Linked DNA regions of Homo sapiens: region 2 is linked to region 1. Evidence: chromatin loops called from intact Hi-C (ENCODE). Cell type or tissue: Calu3. All regions are shown on one strand.

Region 1 (8,000 bases):
CAAACTACTTTATTCACTAATGTGTGTTTACTCCAGCAGTATTAAACACACTTGCATCCTTCCAGGTGTCTTAGATTTTATTCATAGAGAATAAGTATTAGTTTAAGAAGATATTTCTCTCCTATTTTAAATATAAGAAAAAAAATTGTATCACTAGGTCTAGCAATCTAATTTGTTTAGAGGGTATCAGGTGTGTTGATATGTCCTAGCATTAAATTCTTACAAGAATAAGAGACAGGGATCATATTTATTTTTCTAGTTTGAAAATAAAAACTACCTATTTTCTTACAGCATCACAAACCTCATTAAAATGACATTTTTTTCTGAGATTTTTAAAAATATTTCATGTGGTTTTCAAGTAGTACTAAAAAAAAAAATACAGCTCAGAATGCAGTGACACCTAATGGCAAAGATATCTTTATAGGCCATAAATGTATTTTCTAATAAACATTATACTATAGTAATACATTCTAAGTATTGCTACTCACCAATATGCTGTCTGTAATCTAAAATATCATGATGATCCAATAGAAATGTGAATATCTTACTTTTTAAAATAAAGTCATATACGTAGGTGTAGGTGAAGAAAAAAAACTTCTGGATTAAAAAGTGTGCTTTTGAAATTGCAATGGCCCTTTAAGATAAAATTACCATATGATAAAATTAGCCTGAGATATCAGAATGGAATAAAATGTATCTTCCATCACTCCTAACAATTTCAATTGGCTTTTATTTTTTAATAAATCAAAAGTTAATCACCTGGATTTTTATTCCTATTTGGCTTAAAATTTATAACAGATATTTAGTGGATGTACATTTCACCTGGCGTAGAAAGCAAAGGCCCTTAGTGTAATGGCTTATTAGTCATGTCATAGTTGGTATCTTTGATTAATAACAACATTGTCTAACTTAATACACACTTGAATTGTGCTTCAAATAACTGTATTAATGATACAGAGAAGAATAGTAAAGCCAAGTCCCTTAGTACATTCTAGACGTTTACACAGTTATCAAGAACTTCAGGAACAAACAACTACTATAAGTAGAAAAAGGATAAAATATCATTGAGACATCTTACACAATCCAAAAAATCCTTGAGGAGTCCTGGGGGTTATCATTAACCAATGCAAATCATGTAGTCAACTGAAAAAAAAAAATGGTAAAAGAACAGCACATCTTCTGGGAATGCTTTTATATGCTGTAATTGTCAAAATAATCCTTAGTGCAGAAGTAAGAATAACTGGTATTTTACATTTACAATCTATTATTGTTTTTAATGTGTTGACACCTTTTATTTACCCGATTTTGTACTTTAATTTGAACATTCTCATAGTGAAAATATTCTGTGGATTATCTTAGGTTTCTCAAATATAATATCACAGCTGATTATGATTTCAGAGGATAAAGTATCATCTGTTTGTGAGAAAAACATGAATAAATGCATCTTTTCTACTCCATGTTGACATAAGGTATTTTACTATGACTGAAAACAACAAAAATATGCTAGTGATTTGTATAATATATGAATAAGTACACTGTTTGAGTGTTCCCTTGTAGAGATGTATAACTGAGGACAGCTAATTTACAATCAGTTCTGTGAGCACAGGAACCAGATAAAGAAAGGAGCATATATTAAACTGTTAAAACATGAGATCTTCCATAGTTGATATGAAGCAAAACACAAACTGTGCAGTTGACTGGAAATGCCACCTAATCCCTGCTGAATTAAAGCAGTGCTCTAAACTCCTGTTGTGTTTAGGGAGTAAAGAGTGTGGGACGACTGATGTATGAAGAAAATAGCAGTCAGCGTGGCTAATCTCAAAGACTTTGGAGCTTTCTAGCTACATAAATCAGAGCGACTTCTGAATAGCCTCATAAAACACAGTATCATTGCCATTCCACTCACGACTTTTTGGTTCTTCCTACAGCATGCAGATCATTAGGAAACTTCTAAGCAATCAAGTAATGTGGGTCTGATGAAATTACTCAATCAATGCATAGGCTCAAAGTAGAAGCATAATTCAAAATTGCATAGTTTTTATATGTCAAAAGACCTTTCTTTAATTGGGGCAAAGAAGATCACAATGGAAGTGATTCATTTTTAAATACTATATGGTTGTGTATCTGTGTGTGGATGTGTATTAAAAATATACGTAATGATTAAATATTTTTAAATATTTGAAACTCAAAGTAATCATAAAATTGTGCATTTTTGACTAAAATAAATACATTTTCATTTCAATCATTATGGTTTAACCATTATGTTTCATCACTGTAGTGAATCAATATGTTTAACAAAACATATTAGAGTTTAAAATGTGTAATTGACCTTATTAAACTACCGGCATGAGGTAAAAACTGAAGAGAAAGAGAGAAAGAAGGAGATGATTTTCATGTATATATAAGTTGGTTCAATACCAAAATAATTCAATATATAAAAAGCCTCTTAGAGCAGTGTCTTTTCATCTTTCCAGTTTGCCTGAACTACATATTGCAGCTACTTTCTGCTTGAACACATCACATGAGGCTGGGAAAACCTTTCATTTCTGCATATCTCCTTCCATCGCTAGAGGTGAAATATTCCCTTTCCCTCCAGTTTCATCACATTCATTCCTTCAGTCCTGAACTAATATATTTCCCCAGAAACATATTTCTCACATTAAATATTTAAATGAAGGCAACACCTCCTAAAGAAAATTAATTCTTTTCCTATTCAAACAAGTAAGGAAACTAATCCAATTCATGTTAACTGGTGCTTTACAATTTTAATATGGACATTCGGTTTTGAATTTACTATACTTTTGCTGAGAGTAGGGGTGGAGGCACTGAATTACACACATACTACCCGTCATCATTTTTTATTTTTTTAATTTAGGAGTTAATGTTTTTCGATATATTATAAAAGATAAAGTTTTTGAAACAATTTGCTAGCCTCATGACAATATTAGGTAGTCTATAAAACAGCTAATTATCTCATCTAATGTACTAATTATATTCAAGTCAAATTAATTGTCTCAGAAGTAACTATATCTGTTAGTAGGATATACACAGTTAATGTATACAACCAACTTTCTAAAGAAATCTGTAATTTGTACACAGTTAATTTTTAAATGTGATTATAGCCACTCTGACAGACAACAGTATACAAACTAAAAAATACAACAGTTTTGTTCTATTTTGAAACAGATGTCCAGACTGCATTGCAAAATAATATTTAACTAGTAAGGGATAGCAAAAGCTGTAGGTATTTGTAAATAATGTATTTATCATGCAGACCACAGAATAAGCGATTTAAAAAAAGCATTCTTCCACAGGCTTTCCCTCCTGAGAGATGAGGAGCCTACATCAGAAATCCCTAATCATACAATGAATATAAAGGTATTATGATTATATATCTGCATTCCTGCTCCAATCATTTACAACTAGATATAAATGTATGCCATTTCTCTAAAAGGAGCATAGTTCATTTCTGAACTCTATCAGAACATTGCTGAACCACTCAATGAGACCATAATTTCTTGCTGAAAAGTTCTGAATCTGTAGGCACTGTTAGCCCCCAGGCAAAACGGGATCCAGCAGGCAAGCTATTAGTGCTTGACTTACTTAATGCACAAACGCTAGGTTTTCTGAATCCTGACCTCATTACCCCTTGCACAGAGACAGACAGTTCTACTGATATAAATGATAGAGAATGGCAGACATGTTTACAAAGACAGCCTCTGAGACCAAGAGAGGGAGCCCCCTGGAGCGGAGGGGCTGGCCACTGTGGGCGCGCACGCTAGACAGAAATCCCTCGCTTGGGCGGGCACAATCGCCACCTGCAGCAGATTCCCCTACCAGGAGTATGTGTACGTGCGTGTGTGTATGTGTATGCGTGTTGTGCGGTGGAGAAGCAGGGGTACAGAAAGGGGAGAAGCTGTGACCCATCTGTCGCCTCAATTTGCAGAACACCAAGCCATGCGTACAGATAAAAGTCCTGTGCCCAGAAAAATTCCCCCAAAGGGACCTCTCTGCAGCCCAGCAAAGAAACCTTGCTGGCTCGGTAAGCGAATTTCCGAAAAAGAAATCGTCGCATTAACGCAGAAAAGGCTGCAAGAGCCTGTCTCCCGCTCAGCTCTCACGGATTAGCAAGTGAGTAGAGTTGGAGCCTGAAGCTGCGAGCGCTGTGCATGATAATGACGCGCAGCCCCCCGCCCGCCCCTGCTCGCCGCGGCCAGTCCCGGCCCGTCTGGTTGCCAATAGGTGGGGCCACCAGCATCTCGGAGCCCGCTCGGCAGTCCTTCTCAGAGTCGCGGCCCGCAGTAGTCCCGGCGCCTTCGCTGTCTGCCTTGCGCGGCTACTCGGAGTTGACTGCGAGGCGAGGCGAGGCGAGGCAAGGCGGATATCTGCTAAGCAGACCTCGGGAGCAGCCTGCGCGCATTCGCTTCCCCGCGTTTCCCAAGCGCCCCGGGGTCAGTTTCGCCGCCGCGCCAGGCCCCGGGAGCGTGTCCGAGGAGGCGAGGCACGCGACAATCAGTCCTTGGCGACACTGCCGCCAGCCCCTCCTGCCACCGTCTCAAAGACTACACGCAAGGATCATAAAGCCAAGAAGATGTGAGAAGAGAGGGTGGCTGGGGGCGCATCCGGCACCCCCGTCACCATCGCACTAAGCTGCGGCGAACTCAGCCGGCTCACGTTGCAAAACCACCTGTTCGATCCGAAGGGAGCTCCCCCTACCCCCCAGCCCAGTTCTTTTCATCTCACAGGTGACAGCTTCTCTGCTCCCCCAAAGATAAATTTTTAAATGGAGCAAATGTACATCCGGGAAAAAAAATATGGAAGATAAGAGTCAATTAAACTCCCTTTCCCCACACACTTAGAATCCCCCTGCAGTTCCCAGCACACACTCACACTCAGGTCAACTCGAGACCCCCACGCATCCAGCCACATTCCACGAATCACTGCAAAACAACAGCACAAGTCAGTCGAGGTTCGAGCATCCACATCCTTTCAGAAAACTGAGCAAGTGTGAGGGAAGGGTAGCGGGAAGGGGCAATGAACTGAAGCCACCTCCAACAAGACACACAGAGACCGGAGAGGGGGAAAGCGAAGGGGAAACATTTGAGAACTGAAACGGTAAAAGTAACCACGAGCTGCACCAACACTTTCTTACCGATGTGAATGATCGAATCCGCATTCGCCGAGTCCCAGGTTCGAGACCACCAGACGGACAAAACCAAGAGAAAGGGGAAAACTTCCATCTCCTCCTATGCCGATTCTCTTGGAGGATGGATTTTCTTCCAATTTTTTTTTTTTCAAACAGTCCAAAGAGTTTGAGGTCACGGTGGAGTTTAGCGCAGCTTTTTCTTTTTTTCTAAATTCCTATTGCCAGAGCAAAGCCTTTTATCGTCGCCGAGAAAGGCAGAAGGGAATGACAGAAAGAGCCCAGCCTGAGGAAACCTCCTTCGCAAAGCCGTGTCACTTGGAGGGGAATTTTGGCATCGCCAGAGTTGTTTGCAGTTTGGCTTTTGAAAAATATATCCAGCCTCTACTGCTCTTGGGCAGGGGGAGAGGCTGGGGCTCAGATCAGACCCATCGCTGCGCGGGGGCCGCGGGTCTCCGGTCCCAGCTCCGCTGCAACTTCCAACACCCCCCTCACGCCGGATGTGCCCCCTTCCCCGCACCCTCTCGGACCAAAAAAGACCCCCGCCCCCGCCCCTACAGCCCGCAGAGAATCACTGGTCTTCGCTGCCAGAATCTAAGTGGAAAGGAAAGATTAGGAGATTCCAAACGGAGCAGCCAGATTCCACCAGGGAGGGGGGAAAAAAGCCCTCTCCAAGAGGGGTAGAAAAAGTGAACTTCAAGGTAATGCAGATAGTAATGCAGAGAAAATTCCCTTTCTGCGTGAGGCGCGGAACGCAGCTTGGCGAGGCGGGCCCGGGGAGCCGGTTTGCTGGGGCGCGGTGGCGGGGGGGTTGCGCCGGGCGCGAGCAGCGGGGCCGGGCCAGAGGAGGGAAGCCGCCGCAGGCTGCAGGATGCTTTTGGAGCGTTTCGCCTGGCGGGATGCAGGAAGCAAGGAGCGAGCCTGGCAGCTTCAGCACCAGCCCCACGTTGCCTAGAAATGGATCACCTAGGAGAAGGAGCGAGCCTGCGAGAGAGCGGTGCTGTCAGGCGGAGAGAGGGGGAAACCAAGAGAGGAAGAGCTTCTCTCTAATAACCACCTCCTCCCCCTATCTGCAATACAAGGGAGAAACAAAATAGTGCTCTCATTTCCCATGGAATCTTCAACCGGGACTGAGAAAAAGGCAGGACTGTAAAAAGACATTGAAGCTTTTTTTTTCCTTTCTTTATTTTACGAGGTTAAATGCAACCTAAAAAAGCCACCCCACTTATTTAACCTTGCTATTCTCTAACAGGTATCAGACTTTTTCTAGTCTTTGCCTGGAATTAGTCACATTGGTTGAAAACAAATTAGGGACACCTGGTCACTTAGGGAAATACAGACCTAGAAAGCTTTTAATGAGATTTCAATTATAAAGTTATAAAAAGGAGAGAACGTGCTAATTACCTTTTATACAATGATTTTTTTTTTCTGTCTCCAGTGTATTTTTTAGGCAATCAGGATAGAGAAAGGTTCCTGAAATCCTTTCTATTGATAGAAATTCTTCTCTATCAGGATAGAAAAGATCTTGAAATTAAAATAAAAAAGCAGAATAATTAAATAAAACAGAAAAATTTTTCATAAACATTTGGTCAAAATATTTCATTGAGTAGCTTAATAACCTATGTAGATAAATTCCGAATGAGGAAGTTGGGTACTCTCTTCCATGGAAAAAGCTGAGGAAGTCCTGAATGACAGCCTCTCAGTCTCCAGTGAAAGGATTTTCTGCAAGCTTATTCCTTAAGATAAAATCCTGATCATTGTGACTTCTTTTCTTATAATGATTGACTTATGTCAATCTGGCCTCATTGCAAACTGAAGATTTGTTAACACAATCGAGTGACTAGTCGAGGTCAGGTATTAATGTCATAATATTGTCTCAGTTATAATTGGAATTCTTTAGGAATGTTGGATGTGTGGATGTCAAGCTCATTACACAACCTTTCAAAGCCTTACCTCCAAGTTTGGCAAACCTCTTTTCCTCCCGTTCCCTCACTTGAGCCCTTCTCTCTAGCCTTCTGAATTGGGTTACTATTTTTCCAGACACAGTTGTACATTCTCACTTCTGGCTGTTTTCATTCATCTTGTACACTTTTTCCTGAACATTCCAGAAAATGTTTTGCTGCCATATTTTTACTTATGTTAATATTTCTGCTTGGAAAGCACGTATTTGTCCTCCCAACCACTCTCCTTCACCATCTCAAGGGCTAGTTCAAATTCCTTTTGCCCATGAAGTAGTGTCCAGTCCTTTAATGTGGAATAAATCCATCTATCTTCTATGCTGTCGTAACACACCCTATTTTGTATTAGAGTTAGACAGAACTACTACTAAGTTAGATCATAAATGCCTTGAGAGTGAAAACCAAAGCTCATTCACATTTTATTCAACACAGCATTTTACAGAGAACCCCTTTGTTGACTTGAATTTCATCACTTCCTTCTGAATCTGGAACAAACCAGTGCTTCCAAGAAGCATTCACTGATTAATTACTCTCAATTTTGATCATTCTCTTATCTTTTGTTTCCATTAGTAGACATTGACTCAATATTGATTATATTAATGTTGGTGTTAATGTCATTTTACTTTATAAAGTGTTTTGATGCAATTCCATAGATTATACTTTGCTTATTCAGATAATGAATTGAAAGAAGAGATGCACTCCCCATAGCTTCCTTCAAATATTATTTACAGTGACATTCTAAAAATTGGTAAGTCATTATGTATTCTATCAAGAAAAATTATAACCATTTAACATGGAAAGAACACCATGATATCTTAGAATAAGATAACTAGGAAGAACTTCAGAGCATTAACTAGTCCAGTCCTGGCTAATGAGTATCTGTCCTGGAGAAAGTCAAA
Region 2 (8,000 bases), 570 kb after region 1:
AGTCTTCCTCTGTCACCAGGCTGGAGTGCTGTTGTGCAATCTTGGCTCACTGCAACTTCTTCCTCCTGGGTTCAAGCAATTCCCCTGCTTCAGCCTCCTGAGTCACTGGGCCTACATGCACATGTACCATGCCTGGCTAATTTTTTGTATTTTAGTAGAGACAGGGTTTCACCATGTTGGCCTGGATGGTCTTGATCTCCTGACCTCATGATCTGCCTGCCTTGGCCTCCTAAAGTGCTGGAATTACAGGCGTGAACCACTGAACCTGGCCAAAACCATAATTTATTATATAAATGTTTACTAACTAAAGAAGAAAGTTCATATGTAACACTTTCAGGGATTTTTCAGTGTGAAAGGATTCAACCAGATCCTAATTTCATTATTCCTATACTGATTTTCTATTATGTTCAAATTCTATATATCTATGGTAGTAATAATATTTTGAAATGTTATCTTTAATCACATATGTTTTGTTTCATCACATGTCAAAAATACTTTCACTTTTTAAAGTATTATTTTAAATTCTATGACACATTACACTTAGAATTTTCCCTTAGATGAAGATTGATGAAGTAAATGAGATAGTTTAAAGCACAGAAAATATTCCATGTGATAAAAAAAAGAGAACGTTTTTCTTACATGATCTTCTGTAAGCTTCTAAAAAAAGATTTGTAGAAACAAAGGAATCGTAAGTAGGTTATCATGTACATTATCTCCAGTTGCAATTTTCTTTAAATATCACTGTCATTTTCATTTCCCATATTAATTTAAAATTATATGAAAATTCTTTGATTTAGCATTATCTTTTTATGTTTTCTGTTTCTCTCAATCTTCACCCCTCTCTTTTCTTTTCTCCCTTTTGTAAGTTTAAAATAAAATTTTAATAGATAAAGTTTAGAGTAAGATATATGGATTCAACATCATATTATCATGATAATTCTCTGAACCATGTTGCAGGAAAATATTTTGAAATAAATACCAGTCTGTTGAAATTGAGATTTCAGTGGCAAGAACACCATAAAAAGAGTTTTTTTCCACATAGTTTTACATTCCTGGTTGAAAGCTTAAAATGGCAAAATAATAGTTTAACTCTGTTTTTTGAAAATGCAAATACAGCTTAACTTAAGGATCAATGGCTAACACACTAATACTAAGGATTCCATTTGTGATGAGACACAATTTAATGATGATGCTAATTTACCAAGGTTTCTAAACCTTATGTAGAAAGAAAATAGGAAAACAAATGGCCTTAGGCACTCTGAGAATGTACATGATCAATTTTCAGATAGTCACCCATGAAAAATGAAATGGTTTTCATTGCAGCACGTACAAATACCAACGATATTTAAGAACATCATTCCTTCAAAACACATTTAAAATACATCAACAAAAATAATGGCAGAACTGCATCTATTAATGAAGCTTATGATATTTTTCCTGATGCCATTGAATTTCAGTGGTTCTTATTATCTGTGTAAGAAAATATTGTAACTATTCTAATTATCCCAGTTTTATCTCAAATTAATAATAATCAAAATGACTATGAATGATTTAGACTGCATGACAGAAGAAACCATGGTGATAAAATTTTGGTGCTAATGCATTGTACAGATCAGAATTTTCTGGAGCTATGTGTAGAAAGGCCAATTAATGAGAAATAAGGATAATGCATTTGAACTTAGACGTTCATAAATATTCTCCCTGAACAGCAGTAGGAATTTTTGGAGGGAGCATCTAAACTGTAGACAATGCTCCAAATATAATCAGGGCTTAGAAATCTAACTATAGAATATTGCTCAAATTTCTATGTTGAATTGAATTTCTAGGGTGGAATTTAATATAGTCAAATGGTTATGGCCATGTTAAAAACAAACAAACAAAAACACCAAATCAAATGTGCTAAATGTGCTACCCACTTAAGGAAAGAAATTTTGCATCTCCTAACTGTTGAAGTTACCCTTCAATATGTGTAATAGCCCTATCTCCTGTAGACCTTTGATTTCAAATTCAGACAGTTCATGAAAACCTTTCTTTAGCATTGACTAGGATTTCTTTTATCAAAATCAGTTGGTCCTACATCTTTTCAAAGAAATGGCAAACAAATGCAAAACATGTTTGTGTTCTTTTCCTATGTGGAGTATAAACTTGTTGTCTTATTTTGTACAGAATACTTGAGACTGGTAATTTATAAAAGAAACAAATTTATTTTTTACAGTTCTGGAGGCTATGTCCAGGAGCATGGTGTTGGCATCTTGTCAGGGCCTTCCTGCTGTGACATAACATGATACAGGGAATCACATAACAAGAGGACAAGAACATGTTAGCCTAGGTCATTCTTCCTCCTCTTATAAAGCTGCCAGTCCCATGTGGGAGCCCCACCCTGATGACCTTATCTAATTCTAAATACCTCCCAAAGGCCCCACCTCCAAATATCATCAACATATGAATTTGGGGATTAAGTTTCAAACACATAAAATTTGTGGGACACATTCAAACCATAGCATTTGCTCAATATTCTTTTCAATCTCCTTAAAATTTGAATTCTGAATCCAGTTCTACCAATTCAGAATTAAGGTATGTGAAAGAGAGAAAGGGTGAAGAATATTTATTTTACTAAATTTGGTCCAAACAGTTATGGAATAGTTCTGAAGTTAGAAGCTTCCTGAATCCACAGCTTACTACAGCAATGACATTATTTTTCTAGATCACATGTCTGGCTGCAATGGTGATAGCCTCACTCTCTTGCATAGGTTGTTCCTAAAGTAGCAGCAGCAGCTTTCCCATATGTGGCAGTAGCAAAAGGACTGGCTTAACTTAGCTTCAAGTAAGTTCAGTCTAGAACTTGCTCCTCTAGCCCCTTCAATAATTTTATATCCTCCTATTAATACTTTCTGCATAATCTAAACCACACAGTGGTATGAAAAATGTTTGTGGCCACTCAGCTTTAGAAAAAGAAGAAGCTGTGGTTGCTTCTTTGATCTGATTGGTTTGATACTAATGAAAATCAAGTTAATATTAGCAGATGGGACATAATTTTATGATATCATATCACAGACCAGGGAATCAATTACTTACAGTAACAACTGCTAGTTGGTATGAAATACCTATTGAAGTCAAGGTTTTGATGGATCATGAGGCTACCAAAATAGAATAAGATTGACAATGAATATACTGACTCTGTGTTTGGAAGCTTCTTATGATTGTGCTATAGAGCTTAAAGAAAGAAAGTCATATCTTTATGTTTCAATCCTAAGAAAGTTCAAAAAAGCAGGGAGTTTCTATGACCACCTAAAAATAATTTCTTAAATATTTTGATCAAAACTATTTTAATATTTACAATAAAGTTGATAATAGTGTTCCAGTTTTGGCTTACTAAGAGAAGTCATGGAGATGGAATTTCAAACTCCTAAATTATCTCTTTAATATCGGTGCTAAGTATTGTATAGGATACCTTAATTTGGAGTAATCAGACTGGGAATATGTATGATGAGCTTCTTAGTGTAATTTTTACTAAAACTACACAATAATTCTTAATACAAGGATGCTCACGAATCCGAAGTCTTATTTGGAAAACAAAAAGAAGACAGTTTGGATTAGACTAGCCTCCAAATGTTTCCTGATATCAATAGATTCCAAAGTTTGATTAGTAGCTTTTTCCAAAAAAGGTTATCAGAATTTCATTACAAGTACAGCTTTATTACCAGATATCTGCAGTAAACATATATTCAGACATATTTTTGTTTGCTTCACTTTATTTATTTATTTTACATAAAATTTGCCATTTTCCTCATTACCAAGGGTAAAATTTAGTGGCATTAATTACATTCACAATGTTATGCAAACGTCACCACTATCAATTTGTCAAAATATTTCATGACTTAAAATGGAAACTTTGTCCGCATTAAGTGAAAACTCATTATGATATCCTCTTCTAAACCTCTTGCAGCATCCAGTCTACTCTCTGTCTTTATGAATTTAACTAATTCTAGATATTTCATATAAGCAGAATAATATAATATCTGTCTTCTTGTGTTTGGCTGTTTTCACTCAACACAGTGTTTTCTAGGTACATCTTCGTTGTAGCATATATCAGAATTTCATTCCTTTTTATTGCTTAACAATGTTGCATTGTATGTATATACTTCATTTTCTTTATCTGTTGATGGACACTTGGGTTGCTTCCACCTTGTGGCTATGGGGAGTAATCATTCTATAAATGTTCATTGCATACACTTAGAAGTAAAACTACAGGATACCTTGGTGGTTTTATGTTTAACTTTTTGGGGAGCCACCAAATTGTTTTCCACATTGACTAAACCATTTTATATTCCCTCCAGAAATTTATGAGGGTTACAATTTCTCCTCATCCTCACCAACACTAGTTTATTTTTTTCTTTAATTTTACTGTCATACAAATCAGTGTAATGTGATACTTCATTGTGGCTTTGATTCACTTTTCTCTAATTACTAATGATGGTGACAGTCTTTTTTTGTGCTTTTTGGCCATTTATATATCTTGTTTGGGAAGTGTCTATTTAAGGACTTTGCCCATTTTTTAATGGTGTTGCCTTTGTGTTTTGACTTATAAATGTATTTATATATTCTAGATACTAGGCCTTTATTATATAAGTAATTTACAAATATTTTCTTCCATTCTACAGGTTGCTTTTTTTCTTTGTAGATAATGTATTTTAATATCCAGAGATTTTTAATTTTTGTAGAATCTGTTTTTTTGTTGTTGTTTATGTATTTGGTATTATGTCTAACAATTTATTCCCAAATTCTAGGCCATGAGGGTTTACCCCCATGTCTTCGTCTTGGAGTTTTATAGATTTAGCTCTTACATATAGGCTGCTGATCCATTTTGAGTTAATTTTGTGTGGGGTGTAAAGTAGGAGTCCAGCTTCATATTTTTCATGTTAACATCCAGTTGTCTAGCCTATAGTTAACAAACTTTGTTAGGTTTTGTTTTATCTAGAAATGTCTTATTTTTCCCCTCATTTGTGGAAGACAGATTTTCAAGATGTAGAATTGTTTTTTGACTTCTTTTTGTTCCCTTAGCACTTTAAATACATTTAAAGTGTATTTAGCACTTTAAATACATTCATTACCTTCTGGCCTTCATACATCTCAGGATAAATCTGCCATTAATCTTATTGCAACTTCTTTGTACATGAGGAATGCTTTTTTTTTTTTTTTTTTTTTTTTTTTGAGGCAGAGTCTCACTCTGTTGCCAGGCTGGAGTGCAGTGGTGTGATCTCGCCTCACTGCAATCTCCGCCTTTCAGGTTCAAGTGATTCTCTTGCTTCAGCCTCCCAAGTAGCTGGGACTATAGGCGTGTGCCACCACACCCAGCTAATTTTTGTATTTTTAGTAGAGACGGGGTTTCACCATGTTGGTGAGGATGGTCTCGAACTCCTGACCTCGAGATCCACCAACCTCAGCCTCCCAAAATGCTGGGATTACAGGCATGAGCCACCATGCCCGGCCGAGTTGCTTCTTTCTTGCTGCTTTCAAGATTCTATTTGTCTATGTCTTTTGATAGGCTAATTATAATGTGTCTTGGTGTAGATATCCTTGCATTTACTTTACTAGGAGTTTGTTGAGCCTCTTAGATGTGTAGATTTATTCTTTCATCTAATAGGTAAATTTCTCATCACATTTATTTATATATTCTTTCTGACCCTTTCTCTGTTCTCCTGTTGGAGCTCCCATATGAATATTTTGATTCTTCTGGTGATGTCTAACAGGTCTATTAGGCTCCAGTCACTTTTATTTGTTTATTTCTTATTGTTCCTCAGATAAGATTATTTCAAATGACCTATATTAAAGTTCACTAATTCATTGTTTTGCCTGTTCAAAATTGCTGCTGAATCCTTTTTTTAATGAATTATTAATTTTAGTTATTCTACTTTTTAGCCATCTAGTTTTTATAATTTATATCATTTCATTTTTATTCTCATTAGGTTCCTAAATAATTACCCTGATTTTCTTTAGCTCTTTTTCCATAATTTCCTTTAACTCTTTGAGTATATTTAGATAGTTTATTTAAAGTATCTTAGTAAATCTAATGTCTCTACTTCCTTAGGGGAAGTTTCTGTTCTTTTACCCAGTGAGTAAACTATCATTTCTGTTTTCTTTGCCTACTTAGTAATTTTTTTTCCTGAAGTGGCATATTGTTTGCTATAGGCTGTAATTATTTGTTTGTTTAGTGACTTTTCTAAGACATTTTTGTAAATTATGTATTATTTGCAATGTGTATTCTCTGAAGTCTCTTTAGATTTTGTTTGACTATGTTTTGACAGATATTTCTTTGACAAGAAGGAGCAAAAAAAAGACACAATGAGATTAAAAACATGAGAAAGATTGAGAACAAGAGCAAGAGTGAGAGTGGGATAGAAAGAAAGAAAAAAAGAGAAGAAGAAGAAGAAAAAAGTTCACCCAATCTTTGAAGATGGGTTCTGTGCTAGGGAATTCTTTCAATGATCAGCCAGGTTTGCTTTGAGACTAGACATCAGCCAGACAGAAAAGTATAAAGTCTTCTCATTGTTTTTAGCTTATGTCCTATTCTGGCCATGTGCATAGCTTTCTAATACTCTAGTCCATATATGCACTTTGAAATGACAAGATAACCCGAAGAAACTCTTTACCTAGCTTTTTCTTCCAAGCTTTAAGTACTCTACTGTATGCCTCAATCACAGTCTCTTGTCACAAGTCGTTATGGGTTTTTTTTCTCAATTTTACAGTTTTAATATTTTTTTTGGAGGAATGTGCACAGTCTTTATGTCCGTCGTTGCTAGTTAGGCAAAACACAGACAAGTACCTTGCATGAATCCTTCAAATAGCCATCGAGCAGGTTAGAATGAAGAAATACAGCTCTTTTTAAGTAAGGTCTGCTCTTTCTCTCTAGATCCAGAGAACAGGGTTCATATTGGGAACACAGGATGCCATCTTTAAGACCATCACTGAGCTAAGGAGTATTAGAGAAAGGTCAAATAAAAACGCCACAAGGTGTTCCTACATTTAAAATTTGCCTATTTTTGTTTCGATTTGATATTATTTGCATTGCTCTAAATCTTTGAGTGCTTTCCAGGGTTTCGACAAAGTTGATTCTGACAGTTTTTTCTTGGCTATGCTGTTTCTATGAAGAAGAATGCTTCAAGACTGCTAATCTTGACATTTTATCTAACTTTATCCTTATAAGTATGTTTTTACTCAGTGACCCAACTCTTATTTCACTCAGTCCTGCTGCACTAACACCCTTTCCTTAACTCACGATTATGATTTCATAAAGACTTCCCTTCCATCTTGCTACTGAGTATATTGTGTAGCTATTGCCACAATAATGCGGTGCATCTAACTCTAAAATGAAGTGGTTTTCAATAATAATCACTCATTATTGCACACAAATCTGTATATTTGGGTCTTGAGATTTAGCTGATGTTTTCTATGCTCAGTTAGGTGAATTTTATTCTCACTGCAGCTAGATGGGGCATTCAGCTTCAGGCTTCGCTGTCCAGGGAAGCTTCACCATATTCCTCATGGTAATGACAAAGGTGCGAGAAAGTATATGGAAATATGTAAGACCTTGGTCAGAACTAGAACATCAGCACTTCAGCTGCATTCTATTGGGCAAAGACACAAAGAAAGATCTAAGAAAATGAGTAAAGACTCATACTCTGATGGCTTAGTGAGAGTAATTTAAAAAGTAACATGGCCATGAATCTTGTTCATGAAGCAGTGAAGAATTAAAATTGAAGCTAAAAATGGAACCTGCCACAGTGGGTAAGAAAATACTAAAGCATGGTTGTGTAGCATTATAATCCCACTGAAGGTGATGCTGGGAAACTGAGAGGGAAGGAAATATTTCCAAAGGGCAGAATTTCAAGCAGAACATACAATTATTCACTTTTCCTAGAAAGATAAGTGGTTAGATGTATGGAACTTTTCTGATTTCATGAGCATATGTTTATAATTAGGCTTTATAGACAAAGACCTGG

The links. Hi-C counts contacts between places; a loop is a spot of excess contacts. Peaks named below come from ENCODE experiments on the same cell type or tissue, not always from the same donor. Only the 100,000 strongest peaks of a DNase experiment are listed, where the experiment ranks them.
Region 2: it touches region 1 in a loop (2.5-fold over the local background); 4 of 110 quality-filtered maps call a loop at or near these places.

The regions. Positions count from the first base shown.
Region 1 is chr4:92,301,897-92,309,896 of GRCh38, reverse strand. It overlaps GRID2 (glutamate ionotropic receptor delta type subunit 2), which reads right to left and starts at 5,931. Exons shown (of 16, transcript NM_001510.4): 1 at 5,153-5,931. The coding sequence starts at 5,240. RefSeq lists a silencer at 4,105-4,399. In Calu3, no CTCF peak of the experiment used is centred here; a DNase peak (open chromatin) is centred at 4,296.
Region 2 is chr4:91,731,065-91,739,064 of GRCh38, reverse strand. No RefSeq gene overlaps it. Among named protein-coding and RNA genes, the nearest start is that of LNCPRESS2, 540 kb to the left of the region's middle. In Calu3, no CTCF peak of the experiment used is centred here; no DNase peak of the experiment used is centred here.